Linked DNA regions of Homo sapiens: region 1 is linked to region 2. The links are chromatin loops, found by intact Hi-C in ENCODE. Cell type or tissue: endothelial cell of umbilical vein. All regions are shown on one strand. Links, peaks and the distances in the headings refer to the core of each region. The heading gives the core; the rest is flanking DNA. Region 1 overlaps MASP2 (MBL associated serine protease 2). Region 2 overlaps MTOR (mechanistic target of rapamycin kinase).

Region 1 (8,000 bases), core at 1-8,000, 200 kb before region 2:
AGGTGGGTGGATCCCCTGAGGGCGGGAGTTCGAGACCAGCCTGACCAACATGGAGAAACCCCGTCTCTACTAAAAATACAAAATTAGCCGGGCGTGGTAGCACATGCCTGTAATCCCAGCTACTAGGGAGGCTGAGGCAGGAGAATCGCTTGAACCTGGGAGGCAGAGGTTGCGGTGAGCCAAGATCACGCCATTGTACTCCAGCCTGGGCAACAAGAACAAAACTGCGTCTCCAAAAAAAAAAAGAAAAAGAAAAAAATATTGTCAGGCTGGGCGCTGTGGCTCATGCCTGTACTACTAGCGCTTTGGGAGGCCGAGGCAGGTGGGTTGCCTGAGCTCAGGAGTTCAAGACCAGCTTGGGCAGCACGGTGAAATACCATCTCTACTAAAATACAAAAACTTAGCCAGGTGTGGCGGTGTGTGCCTGTAGTCTCAGCTACTCAGGAAGCTGAGGCAGGAGAATTGCTTGAACTCAGCAGGCAGAGGTTGCAGTGAGCCAAGATTGCACCACCGCACTCCAGCCTGGGCAACAGAGTGAGACTCCGTCTCCAAAAAGAAAAAAAAGAAAAAAATATTGTCAAAGAACACACTTTGGAAGCCTGAGGCGGGCAGATCACTTGACGTCAGGAGTTTGAGACCAGCCTGGCCAACATGGTGAAACCTCGTCTTTACCAAAAAAATACAAAAATTAGCCGTGCGTGGTGGCATGTGCCTGTAATCCTAGCTACTCAGGAGGCTGAGGCATGAGAATCTCTTGAACCCGGGAGGCAGAGGTTGCAGTGAGCCGAGATTGTCACCGCACTCCAGCCTGGGTGACAGAGTGAGACTCCGACACACACACACACACACACACACACACACACACACACACTCTCTCTCTCTCTCTCTCTCACACACTTTGGGAGGCCCAGGTGGGCAGATCACCTGAGGTCAGGAGTTCGAGATCAGCCTGGCCAACATGGTGAAACCCCATCTCTACTAAAAATACAAAAATTAGCCGGGTGTAGTGACATGTGCTGGTAGTGCCTCCCAGCTCCTGGGGGTAGCTGACGTGGGAGAATCGCTTGAACCCAGGAGACAGAGGTTGCAGTGATCTGAGATTGTACCACTGTACTCCAGCCTGGGCAACAGAATGAGACCCTTCTCAGAAAAAAAAAAAAAAAAAAACCTTGTCAAAGAACATATTTTTCTAAAGCACATACCTTCCCTAGTAGGTTGGTTCTGTTTTAACCTCTAAGAATGCACTGAGAGATGAGTAAAAAGAAGCAAATTTGAAATTCAAGGGCTGATAAATGGATCATTAAAAAAAAAAAACCAAGGATCCGGGCACAGTGGCTCACGCCTGTAATCTTAGCACTTTGGGAGGCTGAGACCGGTGGATCACTTGAGGTCAGGAGTTCGAGACCAGCCTGGGCAACATGGCAAAACTCTGTCTCTACAAATAATACAAAAATTAGCCAGGCGTGGTGTCAGGTGCCTGTGGTCCCAGCTACTCAGGAGGCTGAGGCAGGAGGATTGCTTAAGCCTGGAAAGATAGAAATTGCAGTGAGCCGAGATCACACCGCTGCACTCCAGTCTGGGCAACAGAGCAAGACCCTGTCTCAGAAAAAAAAAAAAAAGGGAAAGAAAAAAGAAAGTAAACAGAAAACCAGAGAAGCAATAGAAGCAGCAACAGTAGCAGCAGAGGGAGTTCCGGGCGGTTATGGGGCCTGTAGTCACCACACGACCGTACTGCTGCACGCGGGCATTGGCCGGTCCCAAGATCCATCTTTCTGACAAACTGCAGTAAAGGATTTCAGGGGCAAGTGACCCTAAAGAAGAATTCAGAATATATTAATTTCCTTGTTTATATCATAAAATCACTCCCCAAAGCTGTGCTCTCACAGCAGTTCCTATTCTAGTGTTTTACGAGGTGCTCCTGAAGGGGGTGGCAGCACACATGACTAGTATCTGCGTGTGCTGGGGTTGGGGGGATGCCTGGCACATGGACGCACTGCCCCACCGCCTCGGTGCACGTCTATGCCACCTAGGTTACGTATTTCATCACTCAACAGGTATTGGCATTTTATGAATCAGATGGAACCTTTGCAGCAATTTATAATTTTTTTTTTGCTTTTCACCCTAATACAAAAACATATCAGATCTCAGCCAGGTGCGGTGGCTCATGCCTGTAATCCCGACACTCCTGGAGACCAAGGCGGGTGGATCACTTGAGGTGAGGAGTTCAAGACCAGCCTGGCCAGCATGGTGAAACCCTGTCTCTACTAAAAAAATACAAAAAATTAGCCTGGCATGGTGGCGTGCACCTGTAATCCCAGCTCCTCAGGAGGTTGAGGCAGGAGAATTGCTTGAACCTGTGAGGCGGGGGTTGCAGTGAGCCGATATTGCAACACTGCACTCCAGCCTAGGTGATAGAGTGAGACCCTGTCTCAAATCATCATCATCATCATCATCATCATCATATCTCAACATTTCTGCATCTGATGTTCCACCATTTCTTTATATAAAGTGACAGAGGACCAGGCGCAGTGGTTCACACCTGTAATCCCAGCACATTGGGAGGCCGAGGTGGGAGGATTGCTTGAGCTCAGAAGTTCAAGACCAGCCTGGGCAACATAGTGAGACCCCCACCTCTACAAAAAAGACAAAAGTTAGCCGGGCGTGTTGGCGCTTGCCTGTAGTCCCAGCTACTTGGGAGGCTGGGGTGAGAGGATTGCTTGAGCCTGAGAGGTCAAGGCTGTGGTGAGCTGTGATCGTGCCACTGCACTCCAGCCTGGGTGACAAAGTGAGACCCTGTCCAAAAAAAAAAAAAAAAAAAAAAGCCAGAGGACTGTGGTGACAAGTTTGAGAAAGCAGGTGTGATCAGACTTGCAAGTGTGTCTGTGTATCTGTCTAGCTGGTGGCCATTAGCTGGAGGAGGGCTACTAAGAGTTCTTTTGTGAGCTTCGTCTGTGTGCTGTCCATCAGCTTTCACCGCCAGCGTCATTCACAGGGAAACATTTTTCGACTTGCTAAGATAATGTTTTTCTAAAATCAAACATTAAAATAAAAGAAGATGGCTTTGGCAGAAACCCTGTGCCGCAAAGGATTTCAGGTCTTCTTGTGTTAAGTCAGAAACTAAAGAAGTCGCCGGGCGCGGTGGCTCACGCCTGTAATCCCAGCACTTTGGGAGGCCGAGGCGGGTGGATCATGAGGTCAGGAGATCGAGACCATCCTGGCTAACAAGGTGAAACCCCGTCTCTACTAAAAATACAAAAAATTAGCCGGGCGCGGTGGCGGGCGCCTGTAGTCCCAGCTACTCGGGAGGCTGAGGCAGGAGAATGGCGTGAACCCGGGAAGCGGAGCTTGCAGTGAGCCGAGATTGCGCCACTGCAGTCCGCAGTCCGGCCTGGGCGACAGAGCGAGACTCCGTCTCAAAAAAAAAAAAAAAAAAAAAAAAAAACAAAAAAAAAAGAAACTAAAGAAGTCTGTGGTCCGAGGAGCTGTGGAAAAGAGCCTGCACAAGAAGTTTGCAAGGTGGGAAAAGTGTCTCTCTTTTTTTTTTTTTTTTTTTGACCCGCCACAGGACTGTGGATTGCATACCTAGCTATCGTTCCAATGTTATTACTTTTTACCACTGGGATTCCATGACAATTTTGAAGAACATAAAGAGGACGTGTTAATTTCTTACCTGTGCCCCTAAAGCAACACGCTAAGCATTTTTTAAAATTATACTCCTCCCTTAACAGTGACCACTATTTATAACTTTGCAGAATATACTCTTTCCCGGGGCTGTCTACTTTTTTGTGGGCCCAGGAGTTGTTTCATGGAAAGGTCATTTGACCAGGGGGAGAACTTTAATTTGATGCAAGACTGGGCACATGGAACAGGATAGCAAACTCATCTTTCTGTCATTCCAGCCACTTCACAAAGAGCTGCTGTCGTGTGTGACCAACAGAAAAGTTGCCCGTTTTATTTTATTTTATATATTTTTTTGAGACAGAGTCTTGCTCTGTCACCCAGGCTGGAGTGCAGTGGTGTGATTTCGGCTCACCGCAACCTGCGCCTCCCAGGCTCAAGTGATTCTCCTGCCTCAGCCACCCGAGTAGCTGGGATTACAGGCGCCCGCCACCTAATAATTTTTGTATTTTTAGTGGAGACGGGGCTACTACCTCATCTAATTTTTGTATTTTTAGTGGAGACGGGGTTTCACCACGTTGGCCAGGCTGGTCTTGAACTCCTGGCCTCAAGTGATCTGCCTGCCTCTGCCTCCCAAAGTGCTGGGAATACAGGTGTGAGCCACCGCGCCTGGCCAAGTTGCCCATTTTAATCACCAGCTTTCCAAACTAGCTTTAAAACAAAGGGCTCGCTTATGTAAATTTAAAGTTAAGTATAAAGAAAGAAAGAAAAAAGGGCGGGATTCAGAATCACATTTTCCATAGCCATCCTTTTTGTCCTCTGAAAACTTATTTCTTGGCTTTTTATCATTTAAAGATAGACAAAAGAAATCATGCTGACACACGATTTTCTCACTTTCCTTTCACATATCTGCAGATAGAAATATGTTTACATTTCAAAGCAATCGTCATTGATCGTGGTGTACTTTGTTTTAACTCACTTGCAGAAGCTCATAGCCAGTCTCGCAAAAGATGGAGAAGCTGTCTTTCAGGATGTATTTGGCTTGCACAGGTGAAACGTGGCCATTAGGTGGCGCCATCGGATAAGGGCAAGGCTGCGCTGCGCAGAGGAAACCAGGCTTGTTGGTTTTCATGTGGTCTACAGCAGCCAAGACTGAATCGAGCCATCTGAAGTTCTTAGTTTATAAAGAATACTTAACATGTAAAGAGAGCTCACCATACGTGGGGTAGGGTTCTTTAAAACCAAAGGCAAGATTAAACTCTCAGGTGCTTTTGCAAATTAAGGTTTCTTGTTTTCCCTGGGACTGAGCAAAAGGTATGTGAGAAAGCTGGGTTATGTGGGAAGATGGTGCAGTCCCCACAAATAGAACATCTGCTCCATGCCAGGAACTTCAGAGCCATGGCTCAAAACCAAGAGAGAGTGTAACTCCGAGGAAAAGAGCTCAGGGGAGGCTTTGGGACTTGCATGGGACTGGAGCTGTGTTTAAATCCTAGCTCTCCATTTCCCCATGGTTATGTGTAACCTCTCTGAGTCTCAGTTTCTTCATCTGCAAGATGGGGGGCGGTTGACGATAATAGTTGCCCCAGGGCTGTTGTGAAGATCAAATACAAAGCACCTAGGCTAGTTCTTGGCGGAGCTGTAATCAACCCTCACAGCAGCCCCATAGGACAGCTGTTATGGCATGGGGAGAAAAACCGGCTGACAGACTTGAAACTAAAGATCCAGGCTGATTTGGGGAGCCTCAGGCTTCCCCTCATGAGCTGCATTCCACTCTGGCCCCCAAACCCTGGCCTCCACTCACCCCAAGGCTTCAGTGCTCCCCAGCTGCCCCTAAAAACCCACTGGTCAGTTTCGGAGTCCTCTCCTCCCTCCAGCACCTGCTAGCATCCAGTGATCCCTGCCAAGCTGCTGGGGCAGCTGGGTGCACCTGGGTGCCCCTGACCCAGCCTGTGGCCTGGGGAAGCTCTCAGTCCCATGCAGGTCCCAAAGTCTCCCCTTGAGGAATCAATCTCCAGGGACAGCCTTGGTGGACCTGTGGAGGCCCAGGGCTTCTAGCACTTGAGTGTCTGTCACGACGAAGAGGTGGTGGAAGTTCTGGCAGGGCCTCAGAGGGCAGAGCCAGGGCCAGTGGGGGTGGTCCTGAGAGGCAGAGTGTGTAGATCCTGGCTGCAAACTGCTGAAGCTGTGGCTCTGGTGCAACACTCCATGGTCAGAACTCCTTTTTCCCCTGCCCCAACTCATACCCACACTTCAACTTCCACAGCTCCACACCCTGAAGAGTGAAGCCTCTGGGCTTTTGCACATACTCTTCTGCCACCTAGAACTCTTCTGCCACCTAGAACTCTGTCCAACACCCACTTATCCTTTAAATTCAATCTCAGCATTTCCTATTCAAGGATAGCTTCCTAGCTCCTAGCCCCTGTCTGGTGAGGTCCTCCTTTGGACTCTCACATTGCCCAGTGCTTGGCTCTAGGCTGTGCTTGCCACAGGGCTCTGGTTATGTTTCTGTGACTGTTCCCTTACTGGACTGAGCAGAGGCTGTGAGAACTGTGGCTTCCACGTTACATATCCCTAGTAGACATCCATAGGATGGAATGATGGGTGGATGGAAGGATGGTGGATGGATGGATGGATGGATGGATGGATGGATGGATGGATGGATGGATAGATTGGTGGATAGAAGGACTGGTAGGCAGAAGGATGGGTGTATGGATAGATGGCTGGCTGGATAGAAAGATAAGTAAGGTAGAAGAATGGGTGGATGGACAGATGAATGGCTGGAAGGATGGATGAAAGAATGAATGGATGAATGGATGGATGGGTGGGATCTGTAGGTAGAAGGATGGGTGGATGGATAGATGGATGGCTGGAAGGATGGATGGATGATGGATGGATGGATGGATGGATATATGGGTGGATATATAGGTGGATGGGTGGATGGATGAATGGATGCATGGATGGATGGAAGAATAGGATTGGTAGGTAGAAGGATGGGTGGGTGGATAGATGGATAGCTGGAAGGATGGATGGATGGATAGATAGAAGGATGTGTGGGTAGAAGGTCGGGTGGATGGTTGGATGAATAGAAGAATGGATAGATAGAAGGATGGGTGGATGCAAGGATGGGTGGGTGGGTAGGTAGGTGGATAGAAGGATGGATGGATGGATGGATGGATGGATGGATGGATAGATGGATGGATAGATGGATAGGATGGGTGGGTGGGTGAATGGCTGTAAGAATGGGCGGATGGGTAAATGGATGGGTGGGTGGATGAATGAGGGATAGGATTGGTAGGCAGAAGAATGGGTGGGTGGGTAGATGGACAGTTGGAAGGATGGATGGATACATAGAAGGATGTGTAGGTAGAAGGATGGGTGGATGGTTGGATGAATAGAGGAATGGATGGCTAGAAGGATGGGTGGATGGAAGGATGGGTAGGTGGGTGGGTAGATGTACAGAAGGATGGATGGATGGGGCTGGGCGCGGTGGCTCACGCCTGTAATCCCAGCACTTCGGGAGGCCAAGGCGGATGGATCACGAGGTCAAGAGATCAAGACCATTCTGTCCAACATGGTGAAACTCTGCCTCTACTAAAAATATAAAAATTAGCTGGGCATGGTGGCGCATGCCTGTAATCTCAGCTATTCTAGAGGCTGAGGCAGGAGACTTGCTTGTTCCAGGAGGCAGAGGTTGCAGTGAGCTGAGATTGTGCCACTGCACTCCAGCCTGGCAACAGAGCAAGTCTTTGTCTAAAAAAAAAAAAAAAAAAACGGATGGATGGATAGGGTGGGTGGGTGAATGGCTGAAAGAATGGGTAGATGGATGAATGGATGGGTGGGTGGATGGATGGATAGGATTGGTAGGTAGAATAATGGGTGAATGGAAAGAGGGATGGCTGAAAGGATGGATGGATGGGTATATGGATGGATGGATAGGATTGGTAGGTAAAATAATGGGTGGGTGGATAGATGGACAGCTGGAAAGATGGATGGATGGATGGATGGATGTGTAGGTAGAAGACTGGGTGGATGGGTAGATTAATAGAAGAATGGGTGGGTGGGTGGATAAAGGATGGATGGATGGATAGAAAGATGGGTAGGTAGAAGAATGAGTGGACAGATGGATGACTGGGAGAATGGGTGGGTGGATGGATGGATGGATGGATGGGTAGGTAGGTAGAAGAATGGGTGCATGGATAGGATTGGTAAGTAGAAGGATGGGTGGGTAGATAGATAGCTGGAAAGATGGATGGATGGATGGATGGATAGATAGAAGAATGTGTAGGCAGAAGGATGGGTGGATGGGTAGATGAATATGTGGATGGGTAGATGAATATAAGGATGGGTGGGTGGAAGGATGGGTGGGTAGGTGGATGGATAGA
Region 2 (9,584 bases), core at 2-8,001:
TTCTAGGCTTTATGAATCCAAGATTTCTCTGGAATGTAAATTCTCAAACTTTTCTCCATATGAAGTCTAAGTCTGACATGTGAGAGAGCTGGGAAGCACCATAATGTGAAAGTATTTCTCATGTCTCCTCTAAACCGAGTCTCAGTGATTGTTCATCCAGATTAACATACATTATAAAGGACTTCACGTGACTCTAATGTGTTGAGATTTGAAGGTTGTTTCAGATTTTCAAGCTCATTTTTTCCTCATTTTGGGCGAGCTATTTTATGCTACTATCTACCTACTTCTCCTTTCCAAACATCTGCGATGATGTGCCTGAAGCATTAACTCTTACCTCTTGTAAGGACAGCACTTTCCTGCAACTGATAAGATTCTTGGTATTCTTTAACTGAAAGTGCTTGATATGGCCCTTTGGTCTCCAAGCGTGAGAGCAAAGAAATCACCTACTTTGTTCAGTGTACTAGTGAACACTGAAACACTCCCATCTCCCCATATGAGCTGATGACAACGCACAGAGAAAGCACCAGCCTCTCGGTTTGTGTTACCTTCAGAATAGGCTCCATGTAGGGGCGGATGAGTCGGGGGGCATTGGAGACCAGGTGCCCCAGCATGCGGGCACTCTGCTCTTTGATTCTTCCAATCCCACTGTGCTCCAACTCTGTCAAAATCTGTAGGGAAGAAAGGCTCATATGTTCTCTATGGCAGAAGACATTCTAGAGAGAGACTGTGTCCAACAGAAAAAGTGGCAGGGAACTGGGGGAAAAACCCAGACCTCCACGACAGATGAAGTAGCTGCTAGATACTCAATGAGCAACAGACTTTTCTGCAACAGGCAGAACAGCCTTAGATACAGCTGTGACAGGAAGAAAAACTATTCGAAAACCTGCTCCCTTTCCTTTTATCACAGCACTCCAATGTCCCATGGCCCTCTCTAAAGCAGAGCTTTTAACCATGTAGCACAGCCAGAGAAGACTGAGAAAACCAACAGGGAGAGCTGTGAGTAGGGTTCTATAAAAATGAGGAAAGAAGGTAGGGCCCCTTGGGAGAAAAATCTTTGTCCAGACAGCAAATTACTGAAGACTACAAATAATGGCAAAGGAATCAAAGAACAGTTAGAACAGCTATGATGCCAAGAGAAGTGCTGATACTCTGTAGCTGTTTGGGGCATATCTAGATAAACCTCAATAGGTGGGGATCACACTGGCAGGATCCCCCGAAGCCTTACTGACTGGAGATAACACATTGGTTCTAGCTGACATCCTTAGGACACCAGCAAATCAGCATATCTTGCTCATGGTGACATAGACAGCATAATATAGACAGATTTCTGGATAAAGCTGCCAGAAGGAAATCGATGAGCAGTGACAAAAGCAGATGTCACAGAGCTCAGGTTAACTCAGCTACCCAGAGGAGTCTACAATTTAACATTACATTTTGTCTTAGGTTACTGACTTAATAACCCGATTTTTCTGGATTCCCCTGGCAGCCTGTTTTCCCCAGTCATAGCAGACCACAGGGAAAAGAAATGAAGGGGATACTGAGAATAGACCTGCAGCACCAAGAAGACATGGCTGACTGCAAGGAAATGTGCCTCACGGAGCAGAGCCCAACTATCTGCAGCAGTGCGGGGCCAATCCAAAGAACCCCAGGTTCACTTAGAGCCCGAGAGCCTCACTGCATCCTAATAACAATAACCAATGCCCACCCTGATGACCAAGACCGCAAGAAAGGCCAAAGTCGGCCAGGCACGGTGGCTCATGCCTGTAATCCCAGCACTTTAGGAGGCTGAGGCAGGTGGACTGCTCGAGCCCAAGAGGCAGAGGTTGCAGTGAGACGAGATCCCACCATTGCACTCTAACCTTGGTGACAGAGTGAGATTCTGTCTCAAAACAAAACAAAACACCAAAGCCTTTACCAAGGCATGAAAATGTACACCTCAATTTGGAAAAATCTATATCAAAGTTTAAAAACAAAAAAGAGTAATTTTAACATTTCAAGGGCTAAATTCAGTACATAAATTCATTCAAAGGAGCTTCACACTCTGCAATATTGAAAAAATGAAATGGCCTGATAGCTTAATATCAGCTTTAAGAAGATTAGAGCCAGCCGGGCGAGGTGGCTCACACCTGTAATCCCAGCACTTTGGGAGGCCGAAGCGGGCAGACCATGAGGTCAAGAGATTGAGACCAGCCTGGCCAACATGGAGAAACTCCATCTCTACTAAAAATACAAAAATTAGCTGGGCGTGGTGGCGGGCGCCTGTAGTCCCAGCTACTCAGGAGGCCAAGGCAGGAGAATCGCTTGAACCTGGGAGGTGGAGGTTGCAGTGAGCCAAGATCACACTACTGCACTCCAGCCTGGCGACAGAGCGAGACTGTGTCTCAAAAAAAAAAAAGAAAGAAGATTGCAGCCACGCCTGGCTTGTTGACTGCTATATTCCCAGTGCCCAGCAGTACCTGGAACATAGCATGTGGTCAAAAAGTCTGCTGACAGAATGAACATATTGATATTCTCATTAGGAGGTATTTCTTATTTTTTCCTTTTTTTTTTTTTTTTTGAGATAGGGTCTCACTCTGTCACCCAGGCTGGAGTGCAGTGGCACAATCACGGCTCACTGCATCCACAACTTACCAGGCTCAAGTGATCCTCCCACCTCAGCCTCCTGAGTAGCTAGGACTACAGGTATGCACCACTACACCCAGCTAACTTTCGTATATTTTGTAGAGACGTGGTTTGTCATGTTCCCCAGGCTGGTCTTGTCAAACTCTTGGGCTCCTGTGATCCGCCTGCCTTGGCCTCCCAATGTGCTGGGATAACAGACATGAGACACTGCACTCAGCCGTTTAGGAGATATTTCTACGCCAAATTAATTTAGCATGATTTGAGCTGGCAGGCTCAACAGTGATTTCACGTTTTTTTTTTTTTTTTTGAGACAGAGTCTCGCTCTGTCGCCAGGCTGGAGTGCAGTGGCGCGCTCTCGGCTCACTGCAACCTTCACCTCCTGGGTTCAAGCAATTCTCCCTGCACCAGCCTCCAGAGTAGCTGGTATTACAGACGCCTGCCAACATGCCTGGCTATTTTTTTTTTATTTTTAGTAGAGATGGGGTTTCACCATGTTGGCCAGGCTGGTCTTGAACTCCTGACCCCAGGTGATCTGGCCACCTCGGCCTCCCAAAGTGCTGGGATTACAGGCATGAGCCACCACGCCCGGCCTTCAACAATGATTTCTATTCCTTCCTATAACTGAGGAATGTTTTTAAGACTTAAAATGGCAGGCACTTCTAACGCAGGCCGGCAGTTAAATAAATCATTACGCTAAAAATAGAAGTGCCAACATAAGTACAACTTCCTAATTTGTTGACTGATGATATAATTTACAGCCACTTTATAACAAATTGTGAACAAACATTTCTCTAGAGTGAGTTACATATATTAATGATTTTCTATGTTTAAGTTCCTTATATGTTATAAAAAGTGTTTACTTCAAAACAAACCATGAAGGAGGATCAGGAAGCAAACAGTGAGCAATGGGGACAGGAAATGACTGGGTGAGCAACATAGAGACCCACAAGAGGCAGGTGGAAATAACTTCACCAGGCAGGACTGGTGTATTGGCAGGACTCCATGTATTGCTCACCAGGAGGCCACAGATCTTACTCAGTAGGTGAAGACAAAAACTGAGGAGCCATGTCTCCAGAGCAATTCTACCTTACGCTACAGACCAAGCAGCTGAGCTTGGCATTCTCATATTATTTAAGAACGAAAGCCAGGATCACAGACTGGAGCAATGACTATTAGAACAAATAGTGGAAACGGTCTCACACTGGTTATTTTTGTGAAGAACAACGGCCTCCGTGCTTGACCTGGCACCAGCAAGAAAAGCAGGAGAGCTGAAGGATAGGGAGGCGCTGGGAAGTCTGACACCATCTGCAGCAGATCAACCCAGCAAGCAAAGAGGGCCAAGAAATGGGATCACTGGTGACTTGCCAGGAAAAAGAAAGAGCTGCATGAGAGGACTCTGAACCACCTTAGAGTCATATTGACAAAGGGCTCATGAGGTGATGAGCACTGGAACTGCCATTATAAAGCCAGGGAAACATTTGGACCTTTGCAGACAAATGCGGCTTTTACCAGGTACCTCAATCTTTCTCCCCCATCCTTGTCCTCAACTCCGCTTCCTCAAGCAGTTCTCACAGCGAGAGTCCTGTCTTCCCTGCCTGTGGGTCTGGCCATCACCTCGGTTACCTGGATGAGCATCTTGCGCAGGAAAGGCATGACAAAGGCAGGGTTCATGCTACTGAGTCGGCCCACAGTGCAGATGGCCAGCTCCCGGATCTCAAACACCTGGTCATTCAGAGCCACAAACAAGGCCTGCAAGTTCTCCGCCTGGGCCAGGTGTGCATCAAAGCGCTCGTCCAGGGACGCCAAGACACAGTAGCGAATGTCAGGGTCTGCAAGAGCAATGGAGCCTTTGAACATTTCCTCATGATCCCATCACTCCAGCCCTTCCCAGCTTCTACCTCCACTGCCATCAGCGTAGTGGGAAGATTCCAGATGCTTTTTCTCATCTAACCTCTGTCATTCTTTTCTCTACTCACAAGAGTAAAAGACAAAAGAATTAAAGGTAGATTATCTTACACCAAAGGCTACAGTAGCCATGCCTAACACGCCTTGGCAGAGAAATAGCTGAATATCAGCTTTTTGAGCCGAAGAACTCTAGAGAGGCCATGTAATGAAACTGGCTACTCCCAATTGTCCTAAGCTCCTTAACTCCCCTAGATTCCTTCTGTCTGGCAAGCCTTACCAGGATCTGTTATCCCAACTACGAGCAGTTTGCTAAGCACATCTGCCACCACTTGCACTGCGGTCTGGCTAACCACATGAGCATGGCCACTGATGAGGTGGATGGAGGGTGTGAGCAGGCGGGAGCAGGTGCGGGCAGCCTCCATGCGGATCTCCTTGTGCTCACTGTTCAGGAAATGATCCGCACAGTGGCGAACAAATTGGGTCAGAGAGTGGCCTGGATAGAAAGGCAGAGAGAAAACAGAATAAACACTGCTGCTGTAGACAGGTAGGTCTGCAGCTTGCTAGCTGAATTTTCCATTTTGAGGCTACTAATTCTACTTTCAACTAGATATTGATCAATACGATACTGACCCGGAACTCTTCTTTTTTTTTTTTTTGAGACGGAGTCTTGCTCTGTCGCCCAGGCTGGAGTGCAGTGGCGCAATCTCCACTCACTGCAGGCTCCGCCTCCCGGGTTCACACCATTCTCCTGCCTCAGCCTCCTGAGTAGCTGGGACTACAGGTGCCTACCACCACGCCTGGCTAATTTTTTTTTTTTTTTTTGGTATTTTTATTAGAGACAGCGTTTCACCATGTTAGCTAGGATGGTCTCGATCTCCTGACCTTGTGATCCGCCCGCCTCGGCCTCCCAAAGTGCTGGGATTATAGGCGTAAGCCACCGCGCCAGGCCTGACCCAGAACTTTTAAAGGGTAACAAGGGGGATTTCAATCAGCAGAAAGGTAAAAGGGGGTGGTGAAGGAGCAAAGAGACAGATAAAAGGTATCCCCCAATCCTAGCCTTTTTATATTCCCTTTAAATAATAAATTATTTTGTTTTATTCCAACTCAACCCCTTACATTCTCAGAGGATAATACAATTCTTGATCAAATTTACCTTGCCTCTTTTAGTTCCCGGATTTAAATACCAGACAAAGAGTCTGTGTAGGCTGGGTTTAAACATAGCTACTTTCTATTCACTAGAAATAAATTATCATGGGTGTGAATCAATGTTAAGTGGAGGAACTGCAATAGAGAAACCATGGGTGGCTGTCTCCAGACAGCATGTTCAGGCTTTCTGTACTTGCTTGTTTCCCCACATTCTTGACCAATACTACCTATATGATCTTAAATTTCAAAAGTATCAACTTCTCCCCCTGAAATATATCTCTGTGGGGTATTATTATGGGTTTATTTGCAGTTTAGAACTACACAGTATGGTACTTTTAGAAATCATACCGCCAGCCGGGCACAGTGGCTCATGGATATAATCCCAGCACTTTGGGAGGTCGAGGCAGGCAGATCACTTGAGGTCAGGAGTTCCAGACCAACCTGGCCAACATGGTGAAACCCCATCTCTACCAAAAATACAAAAATTAGCCGGGTGTGGTGACACGCGCCTATAGTCCCAGCTACTCGGGAGGCTGTGGCAGGAGAATCGCTTGAACCCAGGAGGCAGAGGTTGCAGTGAGCTGAGATTGTGCCACTGCACATCAGCCTGGGCAACAGAGAGACTTTGTCTCAAAAAAAAAAAAAAAAGAAAGAAAAAAGAAATCATACTGCCATAGACATGGAAACACCCAAAAGCCCCTACTTATACATTTTAAAGCATTACATACCATCTCAGCTACAAAGAAGTGGAAAAGTGAGGATGTGAGGGGGATCTGTCTCTGAAGCATTATTTCCTTGGATCAACGTATACTTTCCCTCAAACCATTTGCCCCCAAACTCAGTATGGGACAAAGAAACAAAAGTAGGAATTACCAATACGTGGAAAGAGTCTAGGAAGGATGAGCTGCTACAGAATCAGCTACCCTGTCTTTAGCACCCCAGCAAGATCCAGGAATCCTAGATACCTTCATTCCTTTCCCAAAGTTTCCAGCATCTCTCACTATCTTGGCAAGAGCCGTTGTAATTTCTTACCTTCAAATTCAAAGCTGCCAAGCGTTCGGAGGGCAAGAGTGATGCTGCCCACATCGCTGGCCTCAGGGAGGGTCGTGAGGCCAGGAGAGGCCAGCTGATGGGCCAGGCCCTTGGGCATGCCTGGGTGGCGAAGGGGTTTGTGCATAAGGACCAGGGACAGCATTTTCAGTAGCCCATCTTGAATGTCCTTCTTTAGCTGTGGAATCTGACGGCTCAGGTCGTAGAGCACTGCAGTGAGGGCAGGGCTGAGGGGAAGGAAACAAGTCACATAAGGGCTGGGCACATGACACTCAGTCTGTTCTTGGGAAGAAACAGCTTTCTCTCCCAGCAAGGGGATCAGGCCTCTGTTCTTCAGAGTAGAAAGGATATTATAAAATAAGAATAAAAGTGTAAACTCTCTTGGCTTAGTCTCAGGTCTCCAAACAATCTATGAGTTTCTGGTTCTTGCCACAGAAGACTTGCTCACTATAATTCAGCCACTACAGAAGACCAAGTCTCAACAAACACTCTGGGAAGCAGATTAAGAACACTGTCCTTATTTTACAGATGAAGAGAACTTAGTTTAGGAAGCTTAAGCAACTTGCTCAATAATAATATACACAATATTTGCAAATATTTATTGAGTACTTCCTATATGCCAGGCATGGTGCTAAGAGTGACTATACCATGAACCCACAGCAACCCTAGGCAATAAGAATTACTATTGCACCCACTTTTCAGATTAAAAAAAAAAAATGAGGCCAGGCGCGGTGGCTCACACCTGTAATCTCAGCACTTTGGGAGCCGAGGTGGGCGGATCACAAGGTCAGGAGATCGAGACCATCCTGGCTAACACACTGAAACCCCAACTCTACTAAAAATACAAAGAATTAGCCAGGCGTGGTGGCAGGCGCCTGTAGTCCCAGCTACTCAGGAGGCTGAGGCAGGAGAATGGCGTGAACCCGGGAGGCGGAGCTTGCAGTGAGCCAAGACTGGGCCACTGCACTCCAGCCTGGGCGACAGAGCGAGACCCCTTCTCAAAAAAAAAAAAAAAAAAAAATGAGGCTCGGGGAAATTAAATAACTTAGTCAAGATCATATAGAAAGCTAGTGATGAAACTAGGATTCAGTACTAGCCTGTGTGTTTAGTCTAAGCTATCCTGTCCATCCAGTTGAATGTGCAAACAACCATGCCTCATTCTTTTAACAGTCCCAACACTGGGGGCCAAGCCTCACGCTGATACAGGGCAAGCTCAGGTTTCTGACACCCACCTTAGTCCCACTGCCAGCATGGGCTCCAGCAGCTCCTTGATATCCTGCTGGATGCCTGGCCCCATTGCTCGAGCCAGCATGCTGATGCAAGTGAAGACTGTGGCATCCACCTGCATTGCCTTCTGCCTCCTGTAGAGAAATGGAGAGTGGCTAGTTGAGACATAATGACATTCTTTAATGTCCCACCTCAAAATCACCTTGGGGCAAGGAGAGCAGGTTACTCAGGCAGGGCTACCACAGATGGGTATGCAAATTGTCCAGAGCACAGTTCAAAGGGACCCATCACATCACAATTACTGTAGATTTGTACATTTCTACAACAATCCAGCAGATGGCAGTAAAGTGTCTTAAGGAAGGGGCCTTTTTTCTGAATTCACACAGCTATACCATATGGGTTATTGTGGTGCTCACCAAGATAATTATGTAGGAAGAGAGCTGAACAATGTGTTCATCAGGGACAAGAAGGCAGTACACAGCCATCATATGGAAAGAAATTCTTCTATGATGAGAATGCTGGGCTTTAGAATGGGGCCAGGCGCAGCGACTCACGCCTGTAATCCCAGCACTCTGGGAGGCGGAGGTGGGTGGATCACCTGAGGTCAGGAGTTCGAGACCAGCCTGGCCAACATGGTGAAACCCCGCCTCTACTAAAAATACAAAAATTAGCTGGGCGTGCTGGCACACGCCTGTAGTCCCAGCTACTTGGGAGGCTAAGGTGGGTGGATCACTTGAGGCCAGGAGTTCGAGACCAGCCCGGCCAAAATGGTGAAAACCTGTGTCTACAAAAAAATACAATTATTAGCTTGGCATAGTGGCACATGCCTGTAATCCCAGCTACTCAGGAGGCTGAGGCAGGAGAATCGCTTGAACCTGAGAGGAGGAGGTTGCAGTGACCCAAGACCGTGCCACTGCACTCCGGCCTGGGCAACCAAAGTAAGACTCCATCTCAAAAAAAAAAAAAAAAAAAAAAAAAGAATGAGTGGGGCGTATTAATTCACCACAGCAATCTTCGCTAATAAACAGGGAAGTATAAAGACAACCTGAGACAAAGGATGATGAACACTGACCCCCTCGCCTTAGCGAAGACACCCCAGTCTCTCCATCTGGCAGGATGCTGAGGGGTTTTCTCATATTTTATTCGCCAGGAGGTTTAAAGAGGTGGAATAACTTATTCAACTTCAGCGATGAGGAAAAAGATGACCCTTAGGTCCCTTCAGTTCCAGTCAAGGATTCCTCTCTTTAGGTCTTATATCAAAATAAGACTTTTAAAAGCCAGAGAAAAAAGCAAAACTAGCAGATTCCCAGTAAATAATAACACTGAAAATAGCATTGGCATCTCACATGTTCTCAGGGTATTCAACCTCCCCAAATATTTCATATATGTTATTTCATTTGGAAAAGCTTAGAATTCAACTAAGGAAGGGCTGTTCTTCATATGATTTGCTATACCCTGGAGTTTAATGATGCAAAAAATGGGCGTAAGCTCCGTGGATCTGAAATAGAGCGTCCTTCCTCTCCAACCAAATGGAGTGGAAGGTGAAATCATAACAGAGGTGCTTACTTATGGGCGAAGTCCTTTGGGGGCAGGGCCGCTCGGATGATGTCCAGCACGCGAGGCAAATAGACCTT

Evidence for each region. Peaks named below come from ENCODE experiments on the same cell type or tissue, not always from the same donor. Only the 100,000 strongest peaks of a DNase experiment are listed, where the experiment ranks them.
Region 1: a loop joins it to region 2, with 8 times the contacts of the local background. A loop is called at or near these places in 25 of 110 quality-filtered maps.

What each region holds. Positions count from the first base shown.
Region 1 is chr1:11,033,096-11,041,095 of GRCh38, forward strand. It overlaps MASP2 (MBL associated serine protease 2), which reads right to left. Exons shown (of 11, transcript NM_006610.4): 7 at 4,598-4,716; 8 at 1,733-1,811. Among named protein-coding and RNA genes, the nearest start is that of MASP2, 10 kb to the right of the region's middle. In endothelial cell of umbilical vein, for the core only: a CTCF peak has its summit at 4,704 (motif pointing right); a DNase peak (open chromatin) is centred at 4,706.
Region 2 is chr1:11,233,598-11,243,181 of GRCh38, forward strand. MTOR (mechanistic target of rapamycin kinase) reads right to left here. Exons shown (of 58, transcript NM_004958.4): 9 at 9,517-9,584; 10 at 7,956-8,084; 11 at 6,706-6,950; 12 at 4,805-5,020; 13 at 4,246-4,451; 14 at 546-668. Among named protein-coding and RNA genes, the nearest start is that of MTOR, 24 kb to the right of the region's middle. RefSeq lists an enhancer at 7,951-8,510. In endothelial cell of umbilical vein, for the core only: no CTCF peak of the experiment used is centred there; a DNase peak (open chromatin) is centred at 3,524; H3K27ac peaks cover 1,190 bases.